Regions from separate parts of the Homo sapiens genome. Here region 1 is linked to region 2. The links are chromatin loops, found by intact Hi-C in ENCODE. Cell type or tissue: PC-9. All regions are shown on one strand. Each heading gives the region's core, and the rest is flanking DNA. Links, peaks and the distances in the headings are about the cores only.

Region 1 (7,867 bases), core at 3,104-5,603, 140 kb after region 2:
GGAAAGATTAAACAATGTATCCCTATGATTATTTAATTTAAGCCCTTTCGTCTTTTTGTTTGTTCATTTTTTTTTTTTCCACTTTTCTTCTTTTTAAACTGTAAGTTGGGATTTTTAAAATTTCTTTTTAATTAATTTATTTTATTTTATTTTATTTGTAACTAGCTTCAAATTTGTGATGAATTTGCTCACCAAGCATAGAAAATCCATTTGCTGGCTAAAGGACTCTAGCAATAGAATTTCTATCTGATGACAGAATCATATTTCTAGATGACCCCTGGAGAGAGTTAATTTGCCAAACTATTTCATTTATATTTATACGCTGGAATGTTATTCCAAAGGCTCCAAATAGTCTCTGTTCTATGTGTAAAACAATAAAATAAAGATAAGACATTGTCTAATAATTTGTATAACTAATACATAATGTAATGCTTCTTTAAAAAGCAGGCACTGATCTCATGTTAGATGTTTTAAAATAAACCCAAACCAGCATTATTTGTAGACCACAAGCCTGTGACTGGTGGCAGGGAGGACACAATAAGAAAAAGAAGAAGGAGAGAAGAAAAACAAGTGGGAAATAGGTGACTGCAGCGGAGAGGGGAAAACGCGTGAGGGATACCAAAGAGAAAACAACGGAAGGAAAGGAGGTAAACCCATAGGAAGTGTCAGTTTTTTCATCAACAGATATTTACTTTTTTTTTTTTTTAGGACGGAGTCTCACTCTGTCAGCTAGGCTAGAGTGCAGTGGCACAATCTCGGCTCACTGCAACCTCTGCCTCCCAGGTTCAAGAGATTTTCCTGCCTCAGCCTCCCGAGTAGCTGGGACTACAGGTGCCTGCCACCACGCCTGGCTAATTTTTTCTATTTTTAGTAGAGACAGGGTTTCGCCATGTTGGCCAGGCTGGTCTTGAACTCCTGATCTCAAGTGATCTGCCCACCTTGGCCTCCCAAAGTGCTGGGATTACAGGCGTGAGCCACCACACCCGGCCCTATTTACTTGGATCTTCTAATGCTTCTTGAAAAGCGAAATACATTTTGATACAATATAAAAACAAAGCCATACACATACACACACACATACAATTACATATGTACATGTAAATGGCTACACAATTAGCTAGACAACCTTGTCTCTTCCTAGGATCTAAAGATATTCCAGATAAATCTTAAAGCACAAGTGATTAAGCCTTTAAAAAAAATCTCACTTCTCATCTCTCTTACCTTTTGGTTGGATTCTTGTGTTTATTAGCTTATTTGGAGGGAGATGGTGCAACAGAGAAGGCAATTGTCTATTTAAAAAATTACGTTTTCAGCCAAATGCAGTGGCTCACACTGTAATCCCAGCACTTTGGGAGGCCAAGGCAGGAGGACTGCTTGAGGCCAGGAGATTGAGACCAGCCTGGGCAACTTAGCAAGGCCCTGTCTCTACAAAAATTTAAAAATGAAAATATAAAATTAGTTGTTTGCCTTGGCATGTGCCTACAGCCCTAGCTACTTAGGAAGCTGAGGTGGGAAGATTACTGGAGCCCAGAAATTCAAGGCTGCAGTGAACCATGACGGTGCCACTGCACTCCAGCCTGGGCGCAGAGTGAGACCCTTTCTCAAAAAATAAAATAAAATAAAAATTATGTTTTCATAGGCAAGGGGATACAGGAAGTAGAAAGAAAAAAATGGTTGGGACTTAGAGGCGGGTGCACCCCACTGTATGCACATCAGGACAGTGCAAATGCAGTGAGCTAGTGCATACTTGCAAACTCAGGTATTTTCTTCGAATAACCTAGAAGATAGCCATGGTCTCTTTTTTCACACTTTCTTTTTTCTCTGTAGCAGTTTTGAGTGTTTTTTTTTTTTTTTAAAACAATATCTGCAATCAATGACTCTTTTTCAGAAGGACTATAACATCCAGGGATATTCCTTGTTCTATATTGAAGCACAATCATATTAGTATTGAGGACACCACCTCAAAATAAATAGTTTGCTCACTAATGATTCAGTGATAAGAAATCGCTACTAATCCGCACACCCTCATGTTTACAGTATAATTACCAATAGGTTCATCATGAGGACCCTGAGGCACAGAGAGATGATCTTCCTCCTGAGTCTTCCAAGGAAGATTCAATTCTACTGTTCTGAGTTTGGGTTCCAAGTAGGTAGCACGGTGTGCACTCATCTTGCCTGAATGCATGTCTCTTGAACTATATTTCAATAAAATGCCAGTATCTACCTAAGGGGAACAATATGTCCTTTTTTAAAAAAAGACTGTCTTTGAAGATATTATTCTATTTGGGTGGGAGAAGAAACAACAGATTTGTAAGTTCATGTCTTCTATAAATAATTTAAGTATATCTTGGGCTAATGTATAAATTTGGTTTAGGAAATTCTAAGTTAATTCTAGATAAATTTTAGGTGTTTGTGTAAAAGAAATGACTGTATTATTGGATTCTACAACTTTGAAAAATAATAATCCCACGAGGGATTATTGGCAACTCTCAATTAGCTAGAATATTTGATTAACCAAAACGTATTATCCATGGATATATTATCATTAATGTTGTTATTGTACATAAATTATTTCTTTCTGTTATTTTAGAATACTTGGTAAGCTTTGTTGTAAACACATAATATCACACCTAGGTTTTTTTTTAACTTTTTTAAAATTATACTTTAAGTTCTGGGATACATGTGCAAAATGTGGAGGTTTGTTACATAGGTATACACGTGCCATGGTGGTTTGCTGTACCCATCAGACGCCTAGGTTTTAATGAGTGAATTAACACTTTTTTGCAAATATGATCAAATTAGGGATGGAACAAATTGAAGTTTTTACCTTAAAGGTATTAAAAATCAACAGCCATTCAAAGATATATTACCACAAAAATCACTTTTCCTTCTGGATAATCATGACTTTCTGATAATGATTACCTGCATGTAAATTGTACACTGTCAGTAATAATCTGATTCGAAAATTGCTTCCTTCCCAAGGGTGTTCATATCTGCATGTACTAACTTGCTAAATTATGGTGTGCTAATTGGTAGTTCACATGACAAGATATGCACAGTTGACCATGCTTATTAAAATTCAGGCCATCCGCAGTTAGCGATAACAAACAATGTGCCTGGGACTTTTAACACCTTCAACCTGCAGATAATCCCTAGAACTCTTGAGGTTCAATCTTCAGCCTCCTTCCAAAGATCAGTGAATAAGCAGCTAACCTGAAGCTCAATGCAACACCAGATACCAACATGGAAATTCTCATTTTAATGGGAAACATATGTAGCTATTTCCTATTTGGCACTGTGAAGATAAAACACCCATGAGCTGACTTTGGGGATAGTCTCTATGCAAGTGTTTGACATTGTGCAAACATGATTAAATTTTGTCTTGTTTGGTTTGTCTGCAAGGTAAAGACAGGTGGGAAAAGCCAGGGCCAAGAATTCCCAAACTGGGAAATCAGCCTGAGTGTCATAAAGCTGTGCATCTTTCCTAAAATTAAGAATACTCATGGATGGGACAGGCAGTTTTTTCTAAATGAAATTCTTTCATTGATATTTTAAAGCCTGGATTAAAAGCCATTGTAAGCTGAATGAAGTAAGACAAGCTCCCATCTACATACGAGTGATGAGACAATTTAGTAAAAATTCATAGAATAATGGAATAAAAAAACTGGAAGGGACTCAGCAATCATTTAATCCATCCTTTCCCAGATTGTGTTTTACAGGAATCTAGATCCATGGGAGAGAGTGGTGATAGAAGTGACTAGTCAAATAGGCTAAGGAAATGTATGGTTAGACAAAATTGAACAAGTTTATACACATACAATTTATGCCTCCTCAAAAAATTAGATGGAGTATGTCACAGTTTTCAAACTTAAGTCACCATGAAATTCTTTTCCACTGACTATTAATGTTTTGCAGAACTAATGGCTGGCAGAACAAAGTTAAGATGACCTGATCTAGCCTAATCCCTTTATTTTACAGAAAAGGAAAGGACTGACAGCAGCTCTTCAGGGAGCACCATGGGCAACAATGCTCTCAGGTGTGGCCCAGAGCTGCTGCACTAGGTCAGGCTTCCTGGTCTCTCCGGAGGGGGAAGGGTCCTGGAAAGCAGCTTGCAATTGGTGTCCCCTCCCTGCTTCCCTCAACACAGGGACAGCTGAATCAGACACTCTCCAAAGTACCCATTCTAGCCTCAGGGCAGTGAAACAATTACTTCACATTTATTTCCTTAAAACATTTCACTTTCACAATCTCTTCCCTAGTGTCTTCAGAGTCTGCCAATGGACAATTTTCCAGCACTCAAAGATAAAGACAATCTTGAAATTAAGCTTATACATCCAGGTCAGGAGTTTTGTTCTCACATGATTTCAGAAGGGTGAATTCTTAAATTATCGATTCTAACTCTTCATCATTGAATTAATGGGCTTAATCTAAAATGTAGCTCCAAACTAGGAAATATTTTAATTCAGGCTGGATTCAAAATTCCCTGGTCACAAAGATGATTCAGTGCATTAGGATCTGTTGCATTTATGCCCCAATTTGCATGGATAATATTATTTTAATGCTTTTTTTATGCACACAGATTTTTTTAAAATAGCCTGAACAAATAGAATTTACAGAAGGACCTCCTTGCAAAATTCTCATTTGGCACTTATTATAGACTGGCTTGTTTCATTAGTTATCTTATTTCCATACTCAATTGTAAACAACTGAAGACAGGATTTACTTACAAGTCTTCTTATGGCCTGCAGAGCTAGGAACTGAACTGTGCCTTGCTGCAGGAACATAAATATTTAATGACAGATTGGCTGATAATAGGACACTAACAGGACACCTTCAAAAGGAGATACCATATAAAATGAAAGGATTGTCTCCTTTATAATAGATGAGAACAGATAAGGTTTTCTCTCTCTCTCTTTCTCTCATGTATGCAAACACACACACACAAACACATATGCACATTATACTAAACTAACTACAAGGCACTTGAGCATCTTGTGGGGCTGCTGGAACTTCACACCAAATACCACTTTCAATTGAATTGCACCACCAAAAACTCCTAGTATTTGAGCTGGGAAACTATCTGGAATTCTAGATAAAAAAGCGGTTGCTACATCATCCCTAAACAGGCATCGAGCTCCATTAAAAAGAGGAAGAATTCTCTTAGGCAGTTTTCACATCTTTCACACATCAAAACTTCCAAGTGAGAGGTTTTTAAAAGGCACAAGAGACAACTGCTCAAAATGGCTCTGCACTAAGGAAGCATTGTTCGCCTGGGTTCCAGAACTTATTTGATCTTTAATTTTATTGCAATAAGGATAACTTCTCCAAATGTGACATTCCCATTGATGGATACACTTCAGGATCCAAAAAGCCACATCTATGTAGAGCAGTGTTCCTGGGGCCAGGTGCACTAAAAACGTGTTGCTCCCTCAGGGGAATAGCTGTTCCTTCCTCGCACTATCCACGTGAGAAGCCAACAAGAAATCTGAATTTGAGCCACAATGCTCAACAGTGGCGTGTTTACTCACAGCTCCCATTGAAAACCTGTTTTATTGAGAAAGAAATGGCCAGATTAATGGCAAAGTGCGTGTTTAGAGGACTTCCCTCTATGACAACAAAGACAGTCCTCAGGATGTTCATATTTCGTCTTAACCCCTCAGGAATGCAAGGCAGCAATTTTGAGAGGCAACCTCAGCTTGAGTGTTTCAAATGAGGTGCGGTACAACTGCAGAGAGGAGCCACATTCAATAAAACACTACCCTAGCTTTTCAATTTTCATTCCTAATTACTTACTTTTATTTTTAAATCACATGTAGACGCTCTTGTTGCATTTTCTATAAGCATCAATTTCACCAGTCCTGACTATAGGCAATCCTTTAACCTAGAAGAGTTTATTAAAATAACATTATTATTGTCTTGTATTTATGTTAATTTCTCCAGTCCCTGTGGTGCACTAAGTGCGCTTCCCCAGAGTACCTCTTACTTTCTCACGTTTCTCTCAGACCAAGGAAATCTGACTTCACATGCAATAGAAATTACCCTTAGATCACAGCCGAGAAAACAAAAGGGGTAAGCCCTGGAGTATGATGTCTGGGGATACTTGATCGTTGCCTAGGTAGCATTTAATTAGTCCTGGGTTGCAGCTGGGAGTGGGGTGCTGGTACCTGGGTAACCTTTGTCATTGTGACTAAACCCATGGTTGAACAATCAAAATGCAATGCTTATTATACTCTCCATTTTCACCCCTTTCTTCTTTAGGAATTAGACACACACACTCTCTCTTTCTCTCTCTCTGACACATATACACAGTTCGCAAATTAAGAGAACTCTCACGCTGGGCAGGGTGACTCACACCTGTAATCTCAACACTTTGGGAAGTGGGGGCAGGAGGATCGCTTGAGGCCAGGAGTTCAAGACCAGACTGGGCAACAGAGTGAGACTCCTTCTCTACAAAATAATTTAAAAACTAGCTGGGCATAGGCCGGGTGCGGTGGCTCACGCCTGTAATCCCAGCACTTTGGGAGGCCGAGGCGGGCAGATCACGAGGTCAGGAGATCGAGACCATCCTGGCTAACACAGTGAAACCCTGTCTCTACTAAAAATACAAAAAATTAGCCGGGCGTCGTGGCGGGCGCCTGTAGTCCCAGCTACTCGGGAGCCTGAGGCAGGAGAATGGCGTGAACCTGGGAGGCATAGCTTGCAGTGAGCCGAGATCGCACCACTGCACTCCAGCCTGGGCGACAGAGTGAGACTCCATCTTCAAAAAAAACTAAAAAAAAAACAAAAAAAACAAATTAGCTGGGCATAGTGGCAGGCTGGTAGTCCCAGCTATTTCAGAGGCTGAGACGAGAGGGTAGCTTCATCCCAGGAGGCAGAGACTGCAGTGAGCTGTAATTGCACCACTGCACTCCAGCCTGGGTGACAGAGGGGAGAACCTGTCTCAAAAACAAAAAGAGATTAAAAAAATAAAAAGAAACTCTCTTTCTTTGTTGAGAAACACAGTGAATTTTAAAGCTGTGAATGACTTATTTTCCCAACAAAATTATAAACAGTGGGAAATACTTCATTCTTCCAAATATTCCCTTACAGTTGCTTTCTTATTAATAAGCACTCAAAAACATTACTTGGCACTTTTAAAGTGATCTATTAGTTTATGCTTTATTCTTCATCTTCCACCATTATTTCTAGTAGGCTACCATAGGTGCTGAACAAACTGCCCCAGAGGAAGACCAAAAAGCAGGCAGAAAAAGCAAAGAGACTGTGCTTGCTTGATGGTTTGCTGTTGCTGCATACTTAAAAAAAACCTTTAAAAAAAAACTCTACTAACAAAAATCATGAGCTCTCTTTGGTCTCTGGAGATGAAGACAAAAGCAGTGACACTCAGCATGAGGTGCTGTCCTTGGTTAGCAGCTGTCGTGGAACGCACTTAGTTGGGTTTAATGGAGGGGTTATTGACATCTCCTAAAATGGCTCCTGGGCCCAGGCAGCCCATTTTCTGCTACCTTCCTGCCTATGCCTGTCTATGCTGAGTGGTTCCACAGTGCCCATTAGGAACTGCGTGAGAGCCATTACAGTCAGCAGAGTAAAACATCCTTTCCACTCTTAAAAAAAAAAAAAAAAAGTGAGATGAATAGGTATTTCTAGGGTGGTCTGAAAGAGCCCATTATTAACTACCCTGAGGAATGAGGAAGCCTGAACATGGCAGTGAAATGCCATTTTATTCCTTTCTGCTGGCCACACCTGCACCAAGGGAAAAAATTCCCTTGTATGTGAGGATCTGGATATAAAGAATCCTGAAATTTGAAAGTTGACCAAGATGTAAAGCTTGCAGGAATTATGCCTTATGCTGCGTACACTATAAAATTCT
Region 2 (7,867 bases), core at 2,892-5,391:
GTAGTGCTACAAGCTCTATTCATGGTAAGTGCCCTATATAGATGTACCATTTTATATCTTTTATCCCATATTTTTATTGTACCTTTTCTATGTTTAGATACGTTTAGACACAAATACTTAACCATTGTGTTACAGTTGCCTACAGTATTCTGTGTAGTCCCACGCGGTACAGGTTTGTAGCCTAGGAGCAACAGGCTATAGCGTATGGCCTAGATGTATAGTAGGCTGCACCATTTAGGTTTGTGTAAGTAAACTCTGTGATGTTCACACAACAAAATCACTAACAACACATTTCTCAGAGAGTGAGGACGTATCCTGTTGTTAAGCAATGGATGACTGTACTTTATAGGGTTTTATTATCTTCTCTTACCACACAGAAAATAATCAGTTTTCACATTTGTTAAAAAACAAAATTACTTAAACATATTTGAGGCTAATTTTTTCTCACTTTCTCGAAAAATCCCGGACCAGTGGCCCAGCTTGAGTGATGGTCCACTTTGGCAAGAAGGATAGGCTTATATATTTACTTGGGCCAGGTAACTACCCCTAGATCAATCCACTGAGAGGTGTGATCATGTAAGAACAGGGTAGCTTCCAGGGATGAGATAAGACTTGAATTTCTCAGGAGAAATGGGAGTAAAATGCTGGATAATCTTATAAGATCCTAGTTGACTAGAAATCTAATATGTAAATAATAAATTTATTACTATCACAAGATACACAGTTTTAGAATGAGTTTGCCTTATTTTTATTATAGAAAATTTTAAACATATATAACACTAGACAAAATAGTATATATACTCATGTATTCATTACCCAGTGTCAATACCTACCTTCAACCCTTAGCCCATCTTTGTTTCATTTATACCAGGGGTTGACAAACTTTCTGTAAAGGGCCAAATAGTAAATAATGTGGGCTTTGCAGGCCACACAGTTTCTGTTGTAGTCGTTGCTATCTTTTTTCTTCACCCATTCTGTGTCAGGAGTCTCCAGTACGATCTTCAGGTTCCATGGCAGACTCACAGGACACAGCCTATACTCGTACTTGCAGCTAAGCCATACTCACAGCCAAGTGAAATCAGCAAAGGGGAAAGGTTAGGGGCAGTCTGGAGGAAGCCAAGCAAAAATTTGCAGAATTCCTCTGCCAGTGAAATCACACAGGATGTCCTTAATTTATCCAGTATCGAATTGTGACAACACACATGAAATGTGTCTACCTGGGAAGCTCATTAGAGACTCAGTGTCCAAGGTTTTTACTGAGAGCTGGTCATGTAGGCATCCTCTGCCTAGCACATAACAAAATTCCATAATCCCAGAAGGAAAGAAGTGTTCAGCATAAACCACATTATTCACACAGTTTATGCACAATGAGCTACTCTTACCAGTTTTAAGGAATGGTGGGAAAGTCCTCAAAATCCAAATTTCCAGACACCAGTGAAGGGCCAACCTTGCAAGTAGACCTTTCTAAGGATAACAGTATCAGGCCTGATATGGCTCTTCCCCTTTAAAAATGTAAAAACGATTCTTGGCTCACAGGCTGTAGAGACAGACCGCAGACCTAAAGTATCCCATAGGCCTTAGTTTGCCAACCCTTGATCTATACCCTCACTTCTTGATCTTTAAAATGTGGCAGGAGATGGGGGGGGAATCCCAGTGTTTCATTGCAACCATCCTTACTTTGTTTGTTTGTTTGTTTGTTTGTTTAGAGGGGAAAAATGTAAAAACTAGAGCTTAAAATAACTCCTGAGCTATTTGATTGTGCACTTTGGAGCTTGAGGAGAAATAATTCGTTGGATGGCTGTTTTGTGTCCCAGTGTGAGCCTATATATAATTTTTATGAGCCCTGCAACAGATGCTGGATATCAGCAGATGGCTGGCACGTGCTCCTTTTTTAACAGTTTCAGAAGCAGAAAGATGACTTTATTAACTGATAGACAGCTAACTTTCATGGGTATTATTTATTAATACTGATTATTTGAACTTTACGGATTTTGCCCATGTAACTACTATATAATGATTAAAATCAGAACATTTAACAGAATTACAATACTATAATACAGTCCATATTCAAATTTTGTCAGTTGTCTCATTAATCCTCTTTATGAACATAGTTTTTTCTTAGTCTAAGATCCAAACCAGGATCACACATTATATTTACCTGTCATATCTCATTAGTCTCTTTTAATCTAGAGCAATTCCTAGGCCATTTGTGAGTGTTTCTTGACATGAACGGGGTTTAACTCTTGTTTTTTAAGATTGCCTTTGTTTTTTTCTCGGCAATATTTTATAAATTTCAGTGTAGGCATTTGCAAGTCTTGTTAAATGTATTTTAAAGTATGTTATATTGATGTTATTATTTGTGAAATTATTTTCCTAAATTCCACTTTCCAGTTGCTTGCTGCTAGAGAGTTGATTTTTGTATCTTGACCCAGATTCTGAGAGCTTGATTAACTCACTTATTCATGCTAGTAATTGTTTGTAGATTCCTTCGTGTTTCCTACATATCCAACCATATTATCTGTGACGAGAAATACATTTACTCTTCCTTTCCAAATTTCAAGCCTTTTAATTTTTCTTGCCTTGTTGCACTAGCTAGGACTTCCAATACAATGTTGAATAGAAGTAGTGGGAGCAGACATGTCTTTGCTTTGTTCCCAATCTTAGAGAGAAAATATTTAATATTTCACCATTAACGATGTTAGCTGTAGGTTTTTCATAGATGCCCTTTATTGGGTTGAGGAAGTTCCCTTTCATTCCTGGTTTTCTAAGAGTTTTCAATCAAACATGGGCATTGAATTTTGTTAAATGTTTTTTCTACAAATATAGACAATTACATGAGTTTTCTTTTTCACTTTCTTAATATAATGTATTACTTTGATCAGTTTTCAAATGTTAATCCAGACTTGCGTTCTTGGGATGAATTCCCAAGAGTGTATTGTCCTGATGTAGTATTAATTTGTTAAATTTTTTAAGTTTTCAGTAACACTATGTTGTCAGTAAGACTGGACTCCAAATTTCTTTGCTTATGTTGCCTTGTGTAGTTTTGGCGTCAGGATTGTATAATGTCACAAAATGTATTGGGAAATGTTCCCTTCTTTATTTTCTGAAAGTTTGTTTAAGAGTTTCTTCGGTGCTTGATAGCATTCACCGAAGGTATTATCTGGGCCTGGAGTTTTCTTAAGAAGATGTTAAATTATAAATTAATATTTTAAAGTAGATATGACTTCTCAATGTAGTTTTATTTTATATTGTTATTACTGAGGTTGGCATGTTCTTTTTTTAACTCAACTAATTCATAAATTCACAAGCATATTCTTATGTGCTTAAGAGTCATTTGTACTTCCATGGACTTTCTTTTGCCTTATCCTGTCTTTCTGCTAGGTTATTGGTCTTGTCTTACTGATTTAAGGAATAGCCTTTAATTAATGAGTATTTTTTCTTTTTTTATTACTTTGCTTTATGATAGTTTTTGCTATGTAGGCATTTTAATATTATTATTATTATTATTATTATTATTATTATTATTATTATTGAGATGGAGTTTCTCTTTTGTCGCCCAGGCTGGAGCATAATGATGCAATCTCAGCTCACTGTAACCTCCGCCTCCTGGGTTCAAGAGATTCTCCCGCCTCAGCCTCCTGAGTAGCTGGCATTACAGGCATGTGACGCCATGCCTGGCTAATTTTTGTATTATTAGTAGAGATGGGATTTCACCATGTTGGCCAGGCTGGTCTCAAACTCCAGACCTTAGGTGATCTGCCCACCTCAGCCTTCCAAAGTGCTGGGATTACAGGCGTGAGCCACCGCACCCGGCCACATTTTTATTTTTTATGTAATTGAATTTATCAATCTTTTTTTTTATGGCTTTTATATTAGACTAAGAAAGACATTATCCATCCCAAGAAATTTTTCTGTTTTCCTCCAGTAAATGTATGCTTTTGTTTTTAACACCTAGATATTCATCTGGAGTTAGATTTGATTTGTGTGAGGTACAAATCCATGCATACACATATCCCCCACACGTGTGTAAAACAAATGGCTACCCAGCTATCCTAATGCCATTTATTGAATAATCCATCCTTTGCCTGATGATATAATATGCTATCTTTATTTTACTAATTTCTTATTTGTGTTTGAGTCTGTCTCTGAATTTTCTCTGCTCTTCCACTGATCTGCCTTTCATTCAATAGCATCATACCTGTTTTAATTATTATAGCTTGCTAGTATGTTTTAATATTTAGGAAAAAGTTTACAATTCTTTGCTCAGCCTCCATTATCCTCCTTTCTCAAACTATGTTTAACAGCCTCATTAATTTTTAGAAATATTAGTCAGATACCTGTTTGAATATACATTTCCTCCTCCCTTTCTCCAGCAGGGGGCGAGATGGTGGCTGAAAGTCTCAGATATGTGACCAGGACCTCAGGTAGCCTTAGGGCATCTTTGTGCAAGCAAGAAAAACACTGCCTCTTCTAGACAGATAATCAGGGAAAAGTACCTTTTTCGGAAAGATGCAGCCTTGTACCTTAGTACACAGTGGCTACAGCCAATTTTAGTTCCTGTTCACACCTTCTGGCAGTGCTGAAAATAAACCACTTTACAAGGAAAACTCATATGCAACAATCCTGAATTATACTGCACCCTGCAAATAATGTAATCAGAGCAAGCATACAGGAAAACCAGATGCATATTCCCTCCCTTCCCTCCTTCTCCCCATCTGAGCTGCTAGCCCCAGAACTGACTAGTTTACATCATTCAGTAATGGGCTTCCTTAAGTGGATGTACAAGTAGCTGTTTACACTAACCCCCTGCCTTCAGAGATACTTAGTCAAATTGAAGTGAGAATAAATAAACCTCTCTAAAGTTCAATTGACCCCCTATCAATTAGAGTGATACTGTGGATCACATCAAAATAAAGGTCAAATAATAATCACTTGTATCTATGTAAGAGTGCATTGTCATCTCATTTTTATCATCCTCATATAAGACCTGCAAGATTCCAAGGGCAGATATGTTTGCTCCTCTTTTGTAGAAGAAAGTAAATCAAAGAGGAAACACTTCCAAAATCAAACAGTTAATGAATGACAGAAGACCTTGATCCATAATTTTTTGAAGTTTGGGGTTCTTCTCTAAGCCTGAAGGAGCACTTATTTCCCATTATCACTCAATTTTATAAAAACATTGTTTGTCAGCTCCACAGACCTCCAAGCAGGTTAAATTTAAATTATCACAGAATTATACTGGTATGTTTCATCCTCCTGAAAGTACACTGATATTTCTGGCATGTTCATACCGCCTTCCCCAGTGGTGCCAAAACACTTTACTTCCTATTCAGAAACATTTGTGTAGCAAAGAGAAAAATAAGGATAAATGCAAATGTTGCCGAGTATTTGTTTTTACTTGTTTGTAGAAGTCTATAAAGCCTCTGGACTTTTAGAAGATTGTAAGAAAGATAATGATTTTGAGGGTAAGATTGTATTCTGATACAGTGCAATGATAAATTAAGTTTGTTGTATTTATAATTCTTATGTTTTAAGGATTTGACTTATAATTTTTTTTTCTTTTTAGGGTGCTCTTTCCCCACCTAAGAAACAAAGTTAGCTTTCAACTCTGGACAGAATTTAGGTTTGAAACCAAGGAGGGGAATTGTTGAGGCTGATCTTGGTGCACATGTTTGTTGGGTTTGGGAGTCACTGGGAGAGGAGTTTTTAATGCCTCTAAAAATCATTCTTCTCTCTGTATTTTCATTTCTAAGTATTACCTTTCTTTGCAAATAGTAATTGTTTGGGCTCTACTTGCAGATCTTTTTGGCCAAGTATTCTGCAGTGATTCACATAAGTTCCCTGAACATTTATTTGGAAGGCAGCATCTGAGAGCATACTTTTTTTTTTTCTTAATGACCTCTATATCTTATTACTGCAAGGCAGCACAGATTCTTTTTAATTTGTTTTGATATCTGAATCTTTGGCAGTCATAAATTTGATTTTGACTGCAGGCATTTTTTACTTTGGACAAAATGTATTTCTGGAGAACCACCAACTAAGGTGTACTTTTTGAGGGTAATGGTTATATCTTATTTGATTTTATATTCCCAGAACTTAGCTGTGCTTGGAACATAGCTGAGCCTCAATAAATATTTGTTGAATGAATGATGGAATGAAGTCTATGAGCAAATTAATGCCATTTAAAATCCTGACTGTGTATACATTGTCTTTCTCTGTTCATACATTGTTTGAACTTATTTAATGAGCAAATAAGGATAAATTTTTAGGTGGTTTCAAATTAATTACATAGATGAACTTAGAGTATCATATTTGTTGAATGAACAATGGACTGAAGTCTATAAGCAAATTAATACCATTTAAAATCCTGACTGTGTATACATTGTCTTTCTCTGTTCATATGTTATATGAACTTATTTAATGAGCAAATAAGGATAAATTTTTAGGCGGTTTCAAATTAATTACATGGTTGAACTTAGAATATCAGTCCAGAGAAGTCATGTGGTTAGCAGTAAGCACTAGATTGGAATTGGAAGACTCCGTATAGTTATGCCAAAATGAATATAGTCTGATTCTTGTCAGATTCTTTAGCATTGCTGACCTCAGTTTTCTTATCTTTAAAATAAACATATAAAGTTGTGTAGGAATCACTCACCTCATACATGTAGAAGTGCTCTGGAAAAGTTGAAGCACTTTAGATACAAAGGGACACTGCTCTGTAGATAGCCATCTCTGAAGCCCTGAGCCTCACTTTGGGAAGATTTAGGGACTCTGCAGCCATAAAATTCAGCATATTTTCTACTGTGAGAAAAGATTCATGAACCTAGTGGTAACCACATTTCGGGCTTCATCTTCTTTTTTTTTTTGAGACGAAATCTCGCTCTGTCACCCAGGCTGGAGTGCAGTGGGGCGATCTCTGCTCACTGCAAGCTCCGCCTCCCGGGTTCAGGCCATTCTTCTGCCTCAGCCTCCCGAGTAGCTGTGACTACAGGCACGTGCCACCACACCCAGCTAATTTTTTTGTATTTTTAGTAGAGACGGGGTTTCACCATGTTAACCAGGATGGTCTGGATCTCCTGACCTCGTGATCTGCCCACCTCGGCCTCCCAAAGTGCTGGGATTACAGGCGTGAGCCACCACGCCCAGCATGGGCTTCATCTTCTTTGCTGCTTCTCCTGTAGTTCAATAACATTTTCCTTGTTATTTCTCTACCTGTAGCTAGGAACTGGGCCAGCAGCCAGTAGATACGTAGAGCATGAAAAAGCACATGGTGCCACTTTGGCAGCCTTCACTTAGATTCCTGTCCTAGAAAGATTGCTGTTTAACTCCTTTACTCAGGCTAGGAGTTGGGGCAGTCATGTATTTACTATATCTAGCAATCCTTGGGGGAGGTGGAGAAAGATACCTACTTCACCACGTTACGGATGGTTCAGCTAAGGAAAGTCTGGGTCTTAAAAGTCAGAGAAGGAGGCCTTTGAGAATGTCTTTTCAATTCTGTGAAAATAAAGGGACTGCTGCATATCTGGATATGTGTGCTCTTTCAAATTATCATGCCTCACTGTTATTCTTCATGATTAACTTCTAATATCCCATCATGCTTGGTTCATTTTTTTGTCTACTCCACCAAGACCTATTGTTTCTCCTTCCACTTTCTTATATCTTCCCCTCCTCTGTCCTATGAGATACTATCTTAGGTGAAGCTTTATTTTCTAGCATCTGTATTCAAATTTCGAATACACCACCTTCATAGGAGGAAAAAACCATTAACGAATTTCAAATCAAAATCTTGCTTTCATTTTAGTGAACTAATCATTCATTTAAAATAAGGTGTTCTGCCTTAAATTTATTAATGTCATAGGTCTACCTG

Evidence for each region. Hi-C counts contacts between places; a loop is a spot of excess contacts. Peaks named below come from ENCODE experiments on the same cell type or tissue, not always from the same donor. Only the 100,000 strongest peaks of a DNase experiment are listed, where the experiment ranks them.
Region 1: a loop joins it to region 2, with 11 times the contacts of the local background. A loop is called at or near these places in 22 of 110 quality-filtered maps.

The regions. Positions count from the first base shown.
Region 1 is chr5:72,122,396-72,130,262 of GRCh38, reverse strand. The region is part of intron 2 of MAP1B (microtubule associated protein 1B); the gene reads right to left. Among named protein-coding and RNA genes, the nearest start is that of MAP1B, 19 kb to the right of the region's middle. RefSeq lists an enhancer at 7,482-7,867. In PC-9, for the core only: no CTCF peak of the experiment used is centred there; a DNase peak (open chromatin) is centred at 4,182; H3K27ac peaks cover 1,292 bases.
Region 2 is chr5:72,265,859-72,273,725 of GRCh38, reverse strand. The region is part of intron 4 of MRPS27 (mitochondrial ribosomal protein S27); the gene reads left to right. Among named protein-coding and RNA genes, the nearest start is that of MRPS27, 50 kb to the left of the region's middle. In PC-9, for the core only: CTCF peaks have their summits at 4,176 and 4,381 (motif pointing right); a DNase peak (open chromatin) is centred at 4,395.